3 separate regions of the Homo sapiens genome follow, and regions 2 and 3 are each linked to region 1. Evidence: chromatin loops called from intact Hi-C (ENCODE). Cell type or tissue: B cell. All regions are shown on one strand. Region 1 overlaps ABHD13 (abhydrolase domain containing 13). Region 2 overlaps MYO16 (myosin XVI). Region 3 has its middle 52 kb from the start of TNFSF13B.

What was found. Peaks named below come from ENCODE experiments on the same cell type or tissue, not always from the same donor. Only the 100,000 strongest peaks of a DNase experiment are listed, where the experiment ranks them.
Region 2: a loop joins it to region 1, with 20 times the contacts of the local background. A loop is called at or near these places in 35 of 110 quality-filtered maps.
Region 3: a loop joins it to region 1, with 4 times the contacts of the local background. A loop is called at or near these places in 23 of 110 quality-filtered maps.

The regions. Positions count from the first base shown.
Region 1 is chr13:108,226,546-108,229,045 of GRCh38, forward strand. The region is part of intron 1 of ABHD13 (abhydrolase domain containing 13); the gene reads left to right. Among named protein-coding and RNA genes, the nearest start is that of ABHD13, 9.4 kb to the left of the region's middle. In B cell, CTCF peaks have their summits at 1,315 (motif pointing right) and 1,516; a DNase peak (open chromatin) is centred at 1,296; H3K27ac peaks cover 389 bases.
Region 2 is chr13:108,893,954-108,896,453 of GRCh38, forward strand. All of the region lies in intron 14 of MYO16 (myosin XVI), which reads left to right. Among named protein-coding and RNA genes, the nearest start is that of MYO16-AS2, 210 kb to the right of the region's middle. In B cell, a CTCF peak has its summit at 1,459 (motif pointing left); a DNase peak (open chromatin) is centred at 1,468; H3K27me3 peaks cover 440 bases.
Region 3 is chr13:108,320,932-108,323,431 of GRCh38, forward strand. No RefSeq gene overlaps it. Among named protein-coding and RNA genes, the nearest start is that of TNFSF13B, 52 kb to the left of the region's middle. In B cell, CTCF peaks have their summits at 1,460 (motif pointing right), 1,666 and 1,866; a DNase peak (open chromatin) is centred at 1,500.

The DNA of each region.
Region 1 (2,500 bases):
CATTTTTTATCTGAAGAGGGAGAAAGGTTTTGTTAACCGTTTACTCACACTAATTTATTGACAAAATCAATAGAAAACATAATGCTGGCTGTAGGATCCATGCAGTCGACTTTATTAGAGGCAGTGTTTGTTTCTATTGACTGTCATAACATCTGGGTATGAAGTTGTTTTTACATCTCAGCAGATGGTGCATGGTAATTATGCTTTGCTGATACTTTCAGCAAATTCAGTAAATTAAAAATCCTTCCTGATATTGTTCACTTGTCCTGGTTCCTTTAAGATCACCTTTGAGATGGAAATATATATCATACAGACTAGGGAACAGAGATTATTAGCAAGTGGGGTTAGGTAAAAATAAGGCAATCCGTGAGTGGAGTTCTTACTCTAAACCAGCAATATAAGAATATGTTAAGGAGAAAACACACCCATACCCACGCACTCCGCCACCCCAGAGCAATTTTTATTAACCTGTTCTTAAAAATGACTTCCATTTGATATTACTCAAGATGAATGGACTTTTATTCCGACTTCCATAGTGCAACAACTGATTGTGAGATTATGATTGTTTATCACAAAACAGTTTAGTTAATGTGACTTTTCAGGAATGTTTTGTGGAAAACGGTAAGTTTATCCCTTATTATTCCTAGCCAGTAATAGACCCAAACAAATACGCCCATTTTTCTGATGTTGTTTTAAACATATATGCCCACTGCTCAGAATACTTTTTTTAAAATAAATTGAATAATTCGTATATGTAATTAGATTATTTTAAAAATGTTTTAGTCGTAAGTATATATAAAGTGCTGTACTAGATATTAGAGATGCAATAGTGAAAAAGAGATATACAATTCCTAGTCTTATAAATTTTAATTCAGTATTTGCTAAAATTAGATGTTAGAGGCTACTAAAACGAAAATAACTTTTCAAAGTTCATTAGTTGAAAATTTAACTATGTAAATTGATATAAATGTAAATATAAGATTCAAATTTTAAAATATGCCTTATTCGTGTATTTGGAGCTATTTTATCTGGTTTTATATAATTTTTTAAGTAAGAACTAATTTGAGCAGAACACAGTAAGAAAGTAGTAGAGCCAGAAATACCAGTCACAAAAGCAAATAAAGTTAACATGTCTGTAACATTTATGAATGATCTCATTATTAATCTTACTTGATACTAATGACCAGCCTCATAGGTAAGCATTTTAAAAACTCATTCTACTGAAAAGGCAATTGAGACTGGAAATAAGTGATAAATAGTTATTCAGGGAGGATGTGATACTGTAATAAAACTTGCTACCACTGGGTGGCAGTGTTGATTTCTGGGAAATCAGAAAAATGTTGGTTTATGCTCAAAAAGGTTCAGTTCATTTGAATAATAATTCAAATGTAAAAGTCTATGTTTAGTGAAATAATAGAAAAAAATCAAATTTGTTAAATCATCCAACTCATTATTTGTATAATCAATCTATAACCTCTTTATAGCAGTTTGGTCAGTGGGAAAGAAGGAAATGTAGTATTTTTAAAAGTTCAGTAAATAAGCATAAGTAGACGAATAGTACATAAGAAAATTTGTAACATATCTCAATTCTTTTGCCTTTTTAAGACAACATGTATAAACCTTTTGATAACAAAAAATTCTCTTTTAATAGTTTTTACTTTCTTTATATCAGTTAACATATTTTAGTAATCTTTTTAAGAATTGTTCTCCAGTGAGTCATTTTACTTTATTTATCTCTGTTTCTCAGAGGATTTCTGTGTATTTGTTTCACACTGAACCCTCAAGTATTTATTGCCTTATCAATACATTTTAGCAATCTATTGACCCCAGGACGTGAAACTTCATTAAAGAGTATATAAAAGATACTGCCGATCTCATGACACTAGCAATATGATATTTATTTTTAATTACATATGAAAGATAAATCATTAATAATTTTCTTAAAACTAATACAATATTAGAATCTAGTGTTTAAGCAAATTATTTAAGTTTAGTATTAAAACTTCGAGGTAGAGGGGGGATACTTTTATTCTTTCTTTCCCTAGTTGTTTTTTTTTGTTTTATTTTGTTTTGCCCAACTCCTTACCCTAGTTTCTTTAGTTTTTGCTACCGTATGTGAAAAAAATTGACAAAGTATATTAGATTGGTCTTGCTATGTTGGAATTTCTGAACTGCCTTTTCAGTACAGTTTGCCCTGGACATACGTAACCTAACAGCAGATGTACCACAATCTCTAGAATCATGCTTGTTTGCCTCCCAGCTCTTCTACATTGAGAAGCAGATGATAGCCAGTCTACTTATGCCCCTGAGCTTCTGTTTTCTCATTAAAAAAAAAAAATGACACTATCGCATCAACTTTTTTTGGGTCAAATCCGTGAGAACACGTATATGAAGAATAAGCACTTGTTAAAAATGAGTTAATTTGAAGAATATTAGTGTTTCCTAAATATGACAGTGGAGGGATATGGTAGAAAGGAAACTGTTGAGAACAGAAAGGACA
Region 2 (2,500 bases), 670 kb after region 1:
AAAGATACCACCTGAGACTAGGAAATTTATTTTTTAAAAAAAGGAGGTTTAATTGACTCACAGTTCTGCATGGCTGGGGAAGCCTCAGGAAATTTACAGTCATGGCAGGAGGTGAAGAAGAAAGAAGCAAGGCACATCTTACATGATGGCAGGAGAGAGAGCATGCGCAGGGGAAACTGCCAGTTTTAAACCATAGATCTCATGCGAATGCCTTCACGATCATGAGAGCAGCATGGGGAAAACTGCCCCCATGACTCAATCACCCCCCACCGGGTCTCTCCTTTGACATGTGGGGATTACAATTCGACTCGAGATTTGGGTGGGGAAACAGAGCCAAACCATATCAGTGAGGATGTATTGGGGTGGTCTTCATTGTAGTATTGTGCAGACACTGAGGAGTAGAGAAACTCTTCCTGTGGTTGATAATAATGGCATCATTGTTAAAATTAAAGATTGCCATCTCAGTGGAGTATGGGAAGCCAGAGAACCCAAAATGAAAGGGTTTGGGTGGAAACTAGAAGTTCACACTGTCACAACACACAGTACTCTCCCTGAAGGAGGTTTTGGGAGAAGAGAGAGAAGGAGGAAGATTCAGTTGGTAACATCTAGTAAGTGAGAGAGTGCAGCATTGAGGTCCAGAAATGACTTTTGGTGATTATATGCAGGTCAAACACTTATTCTTACGAGAAGTGACTGAAATCTTTCTGTCAGTCTTACACCTCATTTGGCCCATCTTAAAAGCCTGCATGAGCTCACCTGCCTTTGTCCTGGGCTTCAAGTGCACTTTACCCACTGGGTAGATGGACGGATGGAACCCGATCACCACAGACATGGCTTTGTTCCCCCACAAAGTTTCAGAGCAGCTAAGAGCAGTTAGGAAGGGCTGTTTTGTTTCTAACCCCTGCATTTGAATTTCAAACATTGGAAGCAGGGCATTTTCCATGACATTAAATTTATTGGAACAGAAAAGTCATGTTTCAGGAAGAAACTACCTGGAACCTTCACCAACTCTGGTCCAAATGAATTTCAACTTTAAGAATATTCAATTCCATTGAAATCACTTAAATAAGCATTCACTATGCAATAGCTTTCAGAGAGCAGACTGATGGGTTGATATCGATTGAGTTAATATTTTTTATAGAGGATGCCACAAGTCTTTACTTTCAGAAAATACAGTAGATTAACTCCTACCATAATAGTCCATGACTTATATAGGGACATAAATTTATAGAAAAAATACCATACATTATAAATACAAAAAAAAAGTCAATAAAATTTGAATAAGTAAATATTGAGGAAAATATATATATTTAATTTTCTTCATTTATATTTTTATTTAAATTTTGTTACTGTGCAACGTTGTCATTGTTGTTTTTGAAATCAAGGTGAGCAGCGGAATAATGCCAGTTTTGTTTAGCTCAGTATTTCTCTTAATACATTTATTTAGTGCCACCTATCGGCCAAGTGGCTAATTAAAGATAAAAAACTGGTTATTGCATAGTTTATTTAGCATTTTAATCTTGACTCATGGATGACAACGTACAGTGAAAGAATGCCATGGGGTATTTACATTTTGTTAAGTAGTTGTAGTTTTATATTCGTTTCATGCCTTCTATGTCTTTATTGGTATTTCAGCAGTAATTACTGCATAGTGCAGTGGTTAAGTGTGTGATTCTGAAAGCCAACTCACCTGGGTTCAACTCCCAGCTTCATTGTTGACAACCTTTGAGCCTTGGGAAAACTAATTGGTCTATGTCCTTTTTTCTGTAAAGCAGTGTAAAATATACACTGGTTCCGAGAGTTAACAGAGAACACACATGCACAGACACATCACCCGTTAGAACACTGCCTGGTACATAGTGAGCAGGACGGGAACATTGTCTATTGCTATTCACAAAAGTAAAATTCACTGTTGTTATTTGCTGAATGTTTTCTCTGTGCCAGACGTAAAGCTGAGTGCTTTACACAGCGGACACTGACAAACACTGAAGGAGTTATTCCAGCGTGAGAATTAAGGAAAATGAGGTTTGAGGAATTCAGAGGACCTCCTCAGCGTTACATAATTTCTCATTAGCAGTGTTGGGGTGTGGGGGTAGCTCCTTCTCACTCCCAGGCACATGCATTTAACCATTTCCCTATATTGACTGTTAGGGGAACAAGTTATTAATTACCTGTAATGTCCTTTTTCCAAGAATAATCAAAACATTACTTATCAGACACAACACCAGAATAACTAGAAGCAAAATATTTTTAAAGATTATCCTATTTTTATGACTTTAAAAATAATTGTTTAATGTAATATTATTAATATTTAAAATGTGCTATCATTACCCTCTTATTTTCACCGTATGTATATAACTACATATTTCATATTAGATTATAGGAAAAGATACAAAAACGAAGAGTTACTAAGTACTATTTCATTTTTTTCCCAGAAAACATTGCTATCATCACTGCTATCAATTTACTTTTATCATCTTTAAAATTAGATTATTATATA
Region 3 (2,500 bases), 94 kb after region 1:
ATGCCCCACTTCCAATATTAGAGGTTCAAATTTGACACAAGATTTGGTGAGGACACAGATCCAAACCATATCAAGACTCTTACTTTTTCTGAAATAATATAGCAAGTAAATGTTTTGACTTTGAGCCTAAAGGTTATGCTCAACCTACTGTATTATGTTTCTCCGTCAATTTCTAGCACTGTATTATTAAGAAGGGAAAATGTTGTTCTCTTATGTTAGAAATAACATTTGAAACTGAAAATAAGACTTTCACTTTAGAATCAATTGATATATTGCATTCAGAATGGGTCACAAATGTGGAAGTGTTTTCAGACTCTGGGACGTGTCTATGAGATAATGACCTGACAGTGAAATTACAGAAACTGTTCAAATAATGAAATGTAAAGACTTAAAAATTTCTCTTCAAAAGGAAGGACATCCCCCTCTCAAATAAAGAATGCAAAAAAAGAGAAAAAAGAAGGAAGGGAATAGTTTCAATATTTAAAGAGCAGTAACATGAGAAGATGAAATTAGAATCAATTGATAGAATGTACCGATTTTAAGACTTTCTTGAGATACAATACACATGCTGTAAAATTTTCCTATTTTAAATGTAAAATTAAATGACTTTAATATGTTTACAAAGTTGTGCAAGAAGTTACAGAATTTAGTTAAAAATATTACGAACTTGATATTAGAATCCTGGGAAGAGAGGACTTAAAGGAATATGCAAAAGAAAGAAAGGAAGGGAGAAAGAGAGAAGGAGAGAGGGAGAGAGGGAGAAAGAAAGAAAAGAAAAGAAAAGTAGGTTGAGAAAAGTTTTGATGTGCTCTTTGAGAGAACATGTCAATTTTAATATCTTTTCAATCTTAGAATATATTTAGATTTACAAAAAGTTACAAAATTTTGCTGATAGTACCTATAATTCCTCACCCAGTTTCTCCTATTTTTAATACATTACTCACAAAATATTTGTCACAGCTAAGAAACAATGATACATTGTTATTAACTAAATGCCATACTCTATTTGGATTTTAATAGTCTTTCCACTTATGTTCTTTTTCTGGTCCTGAGTCTAGTCACCTGTACCTCATTGCATTAACAGACATGTCTCCTTAACATCCCCTGGTCTCTGACAGTTTCTAGTCTTTCCTTGTTTTTCATACCTTGACAGCCTTAAGGAGTATTGGGTGTTTTATAGAGTGACTCTCAGTTTGGGTTTATCTGATATTTTTCTTATGGTTAGAAGGCGGTTATATGTCTTTTGGAAAATAATATCTTACATATTTCATCAAGTCAGGGTACATGATCACCTGGCCAGATAGTATTTGCCAAATTCCCAAGAGATTACTTTGAAATTCAGATTTTTTTTTTTAGTCATGAAACTATTTAACTGTACATGCCACATTAATTTGGAAACAAACCCACAAAATATTCAGGTTAGACAATGTAGCCTATTCCTTCCTTTACAGTGATGTACATGTGTATCACCACTAGAGGGAAGCACTTGAACAACTAAAGTGTACAGTCTGGGTTATTCTTAAACGCAATTAAATTGATGATAGACAAACACCAAAATTTATAAAACCATGAACTGAAAGAATATTAAGAGACCAAACAGATACTTTAAGTGTTTCTTAAAACCATATGCCATGCCTAATGAAAGTTTACGACATGGCAGCTTCTACTTTTTCCTATTTGTTGGAACCCATGGTTCCAGTTCAGTTCCAAATCAGTTGTGTACCTGAGGACTTTGACACACTTACAATCTCCAGACCTTGGGGGCAAAGAGAAGGGATGATGGCAGATAGCAGCTGTAGAGAGGGAGGTTAGAGGGCAAGGTCTACCCTAAATTGGTTCAGTCTTTATAAGAATTTCTTTCCATTTTTGACTTTAAACAGCTCCTCCTCAAATTAGCCTGGATTTCCCAGGAAACGGTTACTGGGATTTTTCCTCCGTCTGACATAATTTTTTCTGGTTCTTCAATGTCTTGACTTCCTAATCCTTTTCTAGATTATGAACACTTTTTTATCTTCAGCCCAAAATATGCACATCCTTGACTGATGTACAATGAGATACACCTGCCCTTTAACTATTGTTTTTATTGATGTATCCTGACACCTACACATAGCACATACTTGTCTCCTTCTGTTTATGTTTTTAGGCTATTTATGTGTCAGTCACTGCTCTAACACAATTTCATCTATTATCTAATTTAATTTTTAAAAATTAATTTCTTAAAACTAGTCAACTTTAGTTTTTTAGAGAAGTTTGTGGTTTATAGAAAAATTGAGCAGAAAGCACAGGGTTTCCACATACTCCCTGTTTCCTAACCCCACCGTTTCCCCATTGATGAAATCTTGCATTAGTTTGGTACATTTGCTACAATTAATGAACATTTTTATGCTTATTGAAAAACGTTGATGTGTTAACTCAAGTCCATAGTTTGCATTAAGAATCACTTTGTGTTGTACAGTTCTGTGAGATTTGACAAGTGCATGAAGTTCTGCATCCACCATTA